Linked DNA regions of Homo sapiens: region 1 is linked to region 2. A link is an interaction called in ENCODE POLR2A ChIA-PET data of the cell type or tissue named here. Cell type or tissue: GM12878. All regions are shown on one strand.

Region 1 (4,000 bases), 51 kb after region 2:
AGCTTACAAAAGGCAGCCTCTTGGAGCATAAAGCTGAGTGGAGGAGGTTAGAGGGTGAATACAGAGGGGCAAATGGACACTATGTAGTACAACATGATACATTACTTTACCTTGTATTTCTATTTTACTAGCCAAAGGAAAAACTGTAATAAATATATTTATCAGTACAAAGAAAAACTTCCTGCTGCCACAAAAAAGTAGGCAAGTAACTGGATTAAAATTCTAAGATTTTTGTTGTTTAAAAAAAAACAAGGCCAGGCGCGGTGGCTCACGCCTGTAATCCCAGCACTTTGGGAGGCCGAGGCGGGCGGATCACGAGGTCAGGCGATGGAGACTATCCTGGCTAACACGGTGAAACCCCGTGTCTACTAAATACAAAAAAATTAGCCGGGCGCTGTAGCGGGCGCCTGTAGTCCCAGCTACTCGGGAGGCTGAGGCAGGAGAATGGCGGGAACCCGAGAGGCGGAGTTTGCAGTGAGCAGAGATCGCTCCACTGCACTCCAGCCTGGGAGACACAGCGAGACTCCCTTTAAAAAAAAAAAAAGAAAGAAAGAAAAAAGGCCGGGAGCAGTTGCTCACATCTGTAATCCCAGCACTTTGGGAGGCCGAGGCGGGCGGATCACCTGAGGTCAGGACTTGGAGACCAGCCTGGCCAACATGGCGAAACCCCGTCTCTACTAAAAATACAAAAATTACAAAAATTAGCTGGGTGTGGTGGTGCGTGCCTGTAATCCCAGCTACTCGAAAGGCTGAGGCAGGAGAATTGCTTGAACCCGGGCGGCAGAGATTGCAGTGACTCCATCTCAAAAAAAAGAAAAAGAAAAAACCCTAAAAAGAAAGCCCTGTGTTAAGAATTAAGATAAAAGTGAAAAGAAAGAAAGAAAAAAACCCAGTTTTGACGAGAGGTACATGGTCTGCCCCAATACTCTCAAACACTGAGAATAACAGACTAAAGGAGTAATATACTAGAATATTAGAGCTGAAAGAGACCTTAACATTTTTCAAAATTTCAGTATGAGAGGGAACAGGCCAGGGAGGTGATAAGCAACTCCATCACTGTCACAACGCTATCTGGGCACTGTGGTGTGTCCCTATAGTCTCGGCTGCTTGGGAAAATGAGGCAGATGGATCGCTTGAGGCCAAGAGTTTGAAGCTACAGTGCTACACAGTGACTGTGAATAGCCACTGCACTCCTGCCTGAGCAACACAGTGAGACCTTATCTCTTAAAAACCAACCAACCAAAAAAAAAAAAAAAAAAATCACAAAGCTAGATAATAGTGAAATTGGAAACTGAAACCAGATTTGGTAACTCCTTTCCTAATTGTCTTCCTATCAAACTACGCTACGGAAAGAAATCTGTGTATGTGCTTAATATTGGGAAAATCAACTAGTAAACAGGCTTAAAGAAATAAATAAAATCCCAGACTCATTAGGCTAAAATGTTTAATTTCTTATAGTAGAACTCCAGATTTCCCACAATAACACTAGAGTCTGCCATCTGTTTTCTTAACCAAAAAAAAAAAATGACACTTCGTGAATCTTAACACAGTACACAAAGTATTTCAGGAGCTGACCAGACTTTAATCTGAGCCTAAAGAAAACATGCAGTCGAAAAGGAAGTTATTAATGACTTAGGAGCCATTTTCCTATAGAGCATGAAATTAAAACCTCTAGGCTAAAAGAGTAATGGGAGTCATGCCAAGGCTTTGACAGTCAAATTGCTCCTTCAAAAGGTTGGAATATAGCCAGGCTTAGTGGCTCCTGCCTATAATCCCAGAGCTTTGGGTGGCTGAAGCAGGAGGATCACTTGAGGCCAGAAGTTCCTAACCACTCTGGGCAAGATAGCAAGACCCTGTCTCACAAAAAACAATTTTAAAAAATTAGCCAGGCAAGGTGGCACATGCATGTAGTCATAGCTATTCAGGCGGCTGAGGCAGGAGGACCCTTTGAGCCTAGGAGTTTGAAGCTGCAGTGAACTATGATTGCACCATTGTACTCTAGCCTGGGTGACAGAGTGAGACCCTGTCTCAAAAAAAAAAAAAAGTTGGGATGCATAGGAAGAATGCATACTCCACTGGTAAAGACAACACAAAATTCACTTCCTAAAATGCATACAAATGACATACAAAGAATAAAAAAGAGAGAGAAAAGATGCAGTATCTGTAAGACAAAATCCATAATATAAAGAAAAACTAGAAATATTAAAGATTAAAAGTAATTATTTATAAAAATAAAAGCAAGTTGTTTAAATGGCCTCTTTTTCAGAAAAAAAATTAACATCAAACCTTTATAGCTTATTTTAAAACTTTCAAACATGCAGGAAATTTCAAAGACTACTATTATCAACACCATATGTGCATTACTTAAATTCAACAATTAACATTTTGATATACTTGCTTCATCTACTTATCTATATGGCTACTCATCAAACTATTTTTTATGTTGAATCATTTCAAAGTAAATTACAGACATTATTAGGAGAAACACTTTACCCCTAATTTTTTTTTTTTTTTTTTTTTAGAGACAGGGTTTTGCTCTGTCACCCAGGCTGTAGTGCAGTGGCATGAGCATAGCACTCTGCAGCCTCAAACGCCTAGGTTTAAGTAGTCCTCCTGCCTCAGCCTCCTGAGTGGCTAGGAACTACAGGGATGTGCCACCACGCCTGGCTGATTTTTTTTTATTTTTTGTAGAGCCCAGGTCCCATTATGTTGTTCAGGCTGGTCTCCAACTCCTGGCCTCAAGCAGTCCTCCCACCTCAGCTTCCTAAAGCTCTGGGATTATGAGCATGAGCCACCACACCTGGCTATACCCCTACATATTTTAATATTCTCCTACACAACTACAATATTTTCTCCTACATAACTACATTATCAAATTTATTCAAATTAATAATTACCTAATATCTTCTAATACTAGAACACATACAAACTCCCCCAAAATTTACAGCTGATTTTTCAAACCAGGATCCCTACAAATAAGACTATCTTTGGTTTTCTCTAAACAGTCTCTCTTAATCTAGAAGAGTTCCTCATACATAACCTTTTTCTCCCCTTACAACTCTAGTTTTTGTTGTGTTACAATATACATAATAGGCTGGGTGCAGTGGCTCACACCTGTAATCCCAGCACTTTGGGAGGCTGAGGTGGGGGGATCACCTGAGGTCACGAGTTCAAGACCAGCCTGGCCAATGTGGCGAAACCCCGTCTCAATTAAAAATACAAAAAAATTAGCTGGGCGTGGTGGCGGGCGCCTGTCCCAGCTATTTAGGAGGCTGAGGCAGAAGAATTGCTTGAACCAGGAGGCAGAGGTTGCAGTGAGCTGAGATTACACCATTGCACTCCAGCCTGGGCAACAAGAACAAAACTCCATCCCCAAAAATAAAACAAAAACACATAATATAAAATGTACCCATACTCATTCAAATGGCTATTACTTAAATTTTAAAAAAAAAACAAGTGTTGACAAGGATGTGTAGAAAATGAAACCCTTGTACACTGCTGATAGGAATATAAAATAGTGCAGGCACTACAGAAAAAGTATGGCAGCTCCTCAAAAAATTAAACATAGAATTACCATATGATCCAGCAATTCCACTTCTAGGTGTATTTCCAAAGGAATTTAAAGGAGGAACCTGAATAGATATTTGTACAGCCATGCTCAAAGCAGCATTGTGCACAACAGCCAAATGGTGGAAGCAACCCAAGTGTCCACTGATGGATGAATGGATAAAATGTGACACATACATACAAGGAATATTATTCAGCCTTTATTTTTTCTTAATCATGGCAAAATTTCATCATGTCATTTCACCTTCAAAAGGAAGGAAATTCTAGCATATGCTACAACATGGATGAACCTGAAGGATACTATGCTAAGGGAAACAAGCCAATCCAAAAAAGGCAAATACTTTGTGATTTCACTTACATGAGGCACCTAGCATAGTCAAATCATAGAGACAGAAAGTAGAATGATGGATGCCAGAGGTTTCAGGGAGAGGGA
Region 2 (4,000 bases):
GGATTTAGGTTGTGTGCGTTATGAGAATCTAATGCCTGATGATCTGCGGTGGAACGGTTTCTCCTCAAACCATCCCCTCCCACTCTGGTCTGCAGGAAAACTGTCTTCCACAAAACCAGTCCCTGGTGCCAAAAAGGTTGGGGACTGCTGATGTAGACATCACAGGACCAGACCAGAGGGAAAAAAATGAATGGGAAAGTAGCAAGAGAAAAATACATGATCAAAATGGAGAAGAAAAAGGGGATTAAAAAATGCAGTTTAAGGAGGACTTGGTGTGGTGCTGCCATCTCTCCTGCCTTCAGTCTATGCACCTCTCACTGAACTTCCAATAGCACCATGTTGGAACAGGGCATCCAGAGGTTCACAACCTCTGTGGTCTACAGGAGGCATGAGGCACTATAAAGAGGGCTAAGGGAAGAACATGCTATTTTCAGTAGAAAATAAGTGGTGGTTACTAATTATAATGACTTTGCACTTTGGATCTGGATTTTATGCACATTTCTTTATAGTAAGACACCAACTGCTTAAGAAACAAGGATGTTTAATTCATCCATGAAACAGATATGAAGAGCATTTTAAGAGGTGCAATCTCTGAAAAATAAATCAAACCCTTGAATTTACATAGGATAATAGATATGTTTTAAATAAACTTATGACATAAGCCAGGCACAGTGGCTCATGCCTATAATCCCAACACTTTGGGAGGCCAAGGTGGGCGGATCACCTGAGCTCAGGAGTTCGAGACCAGTCTGGCTAACATGGTGAAACCCCGTTTCTACTGAAAATGCAAAAGTTAGCCAGACATGGTGGCAGGCATCTGTAATTCCAGCTACTCAGGAGGCTGAGGCATGAGAATCGTTTGAATCCAGGAGGCAGAGGTTGCAGTGAGCCTAGATCACACCACTACACTCCAGCCTGGGCGACAGACCGAGACTCCATCTCAAAACAAACAAACAAAACACAAAACTTATGGCATAAAAATGTGGTTTATTATTTCTTAAATTATAGATAAATTCTTAACATGTCTATATAGATTATGTAAAAGAATGAATATACAAAGAATGACTGAAAAAAACAGAATGAAGACAGAATAAGTGTTGAAATAGATTATTAGAGATACAGAAAGACATTAAAACAATTATCCTTGAACAGGGAAAAGATAGCTCTTCCTCTGAAACTTCAGTGAAAGAAATAAGAATTATTTCAAATACAGATTAGATAGATTTTGTAACTATAAGGGTTGGAATTTGAGTAAATCACACAGATAGCTTTAATTTTTTCTATGAAGTATGAGATATGCTCATCTGCTGAGCAGAAGGCAGGAGTAGAAAATGGAAGTAGGTTCAAAATAAATGTTTATTTGGGACATTTTAGCTGTATTTTACGAAATGGAAAGTGTGACTGGCCTGTAGATGAAACTGCTGGCACAGAGTAAAGTTGTGCTTTCTTTGAATTCACTCAGGGCAAAACAATAAATAAATGTATCCTGACAGAAAAACAAGGACACTTGATAATTGACTTGTGATGCATGACTTTTGTTCAATTCACCTCTATCAGAAATGGATTTGGGTATAGAGAAAACACATTTAATAATTTCATCTAGGCTGGGCATGGCGGCTCATGCCTATAAACCCAGCACTTTGGCAGGCCGAGGCAGACGGATCACCTGAAGTCAGGAGTTCGAGGCCAGCCTAGCCAACATGGTGAAACTCCATCTCTCCTACAAATACAAAAATTAGCGGGGCATGGTGGTGCATGCCTGTAATCCCAGCTATTGGGAAGCTGAGGCAGGAGAATCGCTTGAACCCAGGAAGCGGAGGTTACAGTGAGCCAAGATCATGCCATTGCACTCTAGCCTGGGCAACAGAGGGAGACTCTGTCTCCAAAAATAAAAAAATTACTTCATCTAACATATGAAACCAGACAGAAGATCCAGATTTTACAAAGAACTCTTCTTGCAAACACAAACCACAAACACACAAAACGCAGAAATAACTCAAATTATCTTGTTGCATTATTAGCTATAGTTTAGCAACTGAACGCAACTCCCTGAATTTTAACCTTGACATGCAAAATGTCTAAGAAATCCATCCTTTTCATTGTTCATCACTCATGTTTGCTGAACTCAAATACCTGATATCATAGGAACTGCTGTAGTGGAACTGAAACTTCGCTGAGGCAAAGCTACATAACAGCAGGTTGTGTTAATTACATAAAATCTTTTTTTTTTTTTTTTTTTTTTTTGAGACTCAGTCTTGCTTTGCCGCCCAGGCTGAAGTGCAGTGGCACAATCTCAGCTCACTGCAACCTCCACCTCCCGGGTTCAAGCAATTCTCCTGACTCAGCCTCCTGAGTAGCTGGGACTACAGGTGCATGCCACCATGCCAGGCTAGTTTTTGTATTTTTAGTAGAGACAGGGTTTCATCACATTGGCCAGGTTGGTCTTGAACTTCTGACCTCAGGTGATCCACCCACCTCCGCCTCCCAGAGTGCTGGGATTATAGGCATGAGCCACCATGCGGGGCCTAATTACATAAAATCTTGATAGTCATTTGAAGTTTGTGCTGTCCTCAAAGTTACTTGGTCTTCTAGAAGTTATGTTTCCAAAGAGATTTTATTCTGTCTCTACAACCCGATATCAGAAATACCACAAAGACTCAACTTAACATATATGATAACATTTAGCATCAGGAAGATCCAGAAAAAAAGAATCACCTTAGGCAGTTGAACTGAAAGAACTAAGAAAAAATATGCTAATCATGGTTATTGGTCCTAGATCCTTTTAACTACCTCCTTTAACCTCACATTCCAAGAGTACTTTTGGCTTAGAACATGATAGAAAATAGCAAAGAAGTGATAACTTGAAAGTGAAGATGAACCATCTGAAACATATGATTAAAAAGATTGAACTGCATTATTCTACTTTAAGATATACTTCTGATCAACTTATAAGACTATGTTTCATACTTTTCTGTCTCTGAATCCAGAACGTTTCTTCTTTTTCTCTTCTGGGTGAGGGGCAAGATCTGCAGTCTTTTTCTCATGGTTACAAACATCCCCTTCATCTTTATTCTTCCCTTTATCACCGATGTCACTTTTTAGGTTGTCTACACATGGTGGAGATTCTGCATGGGCCCTGGATATGCAAAAAAGAAATCTAGATTAATCTTGAACGTCCATCATACTAGACAAATAAGCAAACAGATACAGCTTAGCAGAGCAACAGCAATGAAATTTGTCAAATATTCTACATGAAGAAGTTCCTCAAAAAATATAAAATAGAACTTCCACATGATCTCTGGTTATATATCCCAAAGAAATGAAAGGGTCTCAAATAAATATTTGCACATCCATGTTCACAGCAGCACTATGCACAATAGCTGAAAGGTGGAAACAACTCAAAAGTCCATTGGCAGATGAATAAACAAAATGTGGTATATACAGATAATGGAATATTTTTCAGCTTTAAAAGGAAAGGAAATCCTGTCACAAGCTACAACGTGGATGAATCTTGAGGGCGTTATGCTAAGTGAAATAAACCAGTCACAAAACCACAAATATTGTATGACTTCACTTACATGAGTTACCTGGAATATTTAGATTTACAGAAACAGAAAGTAGAATGGGGGTTACCAGGGGCTGAGGGAAGGGGAAGCAAGGAAGTTGCTCTTGAATAAGTAGAGTTTCAGTTTTGCAAGATGAAAACGTTCTGGAGATCTGTTTCACAATGATGTGAATACCCTTTAAACTACTGAACTGCATATTTTAAAATGGTGAAGACATGTGACAGAAGCCCTCATCCACACGTCTTCCCATTGAAACCAGAGACGATGAGCCCTTCCAGTACAAAAACTAAATGTACTAGACTTCCAGCCATAGAGCGCCTCCTTGTTCTTCATCTCACTCCAACTCTTCCCATTCTCATTCTCCCCTTGTCCCAACTGTAACTGAAAGGGTGGAATATCAAGGTCTTTAGAAAAAAATGGTTAAGATGTAAGTT

The links. Peaks named below come from ENCODE experiments on the same cell type or tissue, not always from the same donor. Only the 100,000 strongest peaks of a DNase experiment are listed, where the experiment ranks them.
Region 1: POLR2A ChIA-PET joins it to region 2 with 7 read pairs; 10 of 35 experiments call an interaction of 5 or more read pairs at or near these places.

The regions. Positions count from the first base shown.
Region 1 is chr10:72,610,771-72,614,770 of GRCh38, forward strand. All of the region lies in intron 1 of MICU1 (mitochondrial calcium uptake 1), which reads right to left. Among named protein-coding and RNA genes, the nearest start is that of MICU1, 13 kb to the right of the region's middle. In GM12878, no CTCF peak of the experiment used is centred here; no DNase peak of the experiment used is centred here.
Region 2 is chr10:72,559,928-72,563,927 of GRCh38, forward strand. It overlaps MICU1 (mitochondrial calcium uptake 1), which reads right to left. Exons shown (of 12, transcript NM_001195518.2): 3 at 2,968-3,136. It also overlaps the pseudogene COX7CP4. Among named protein-coding and RNA genes, the nearest start is that of MICU1, 64 kb to the right of the region's middle. RefSeq lists a silencer at 2,029-2,138. In GM12878, no CTCF peak of the experiment used is centred here; DNase peaks (open chromatin) are centred at 2,064 and 3,634; H3K27ac peaks cover 252 bases.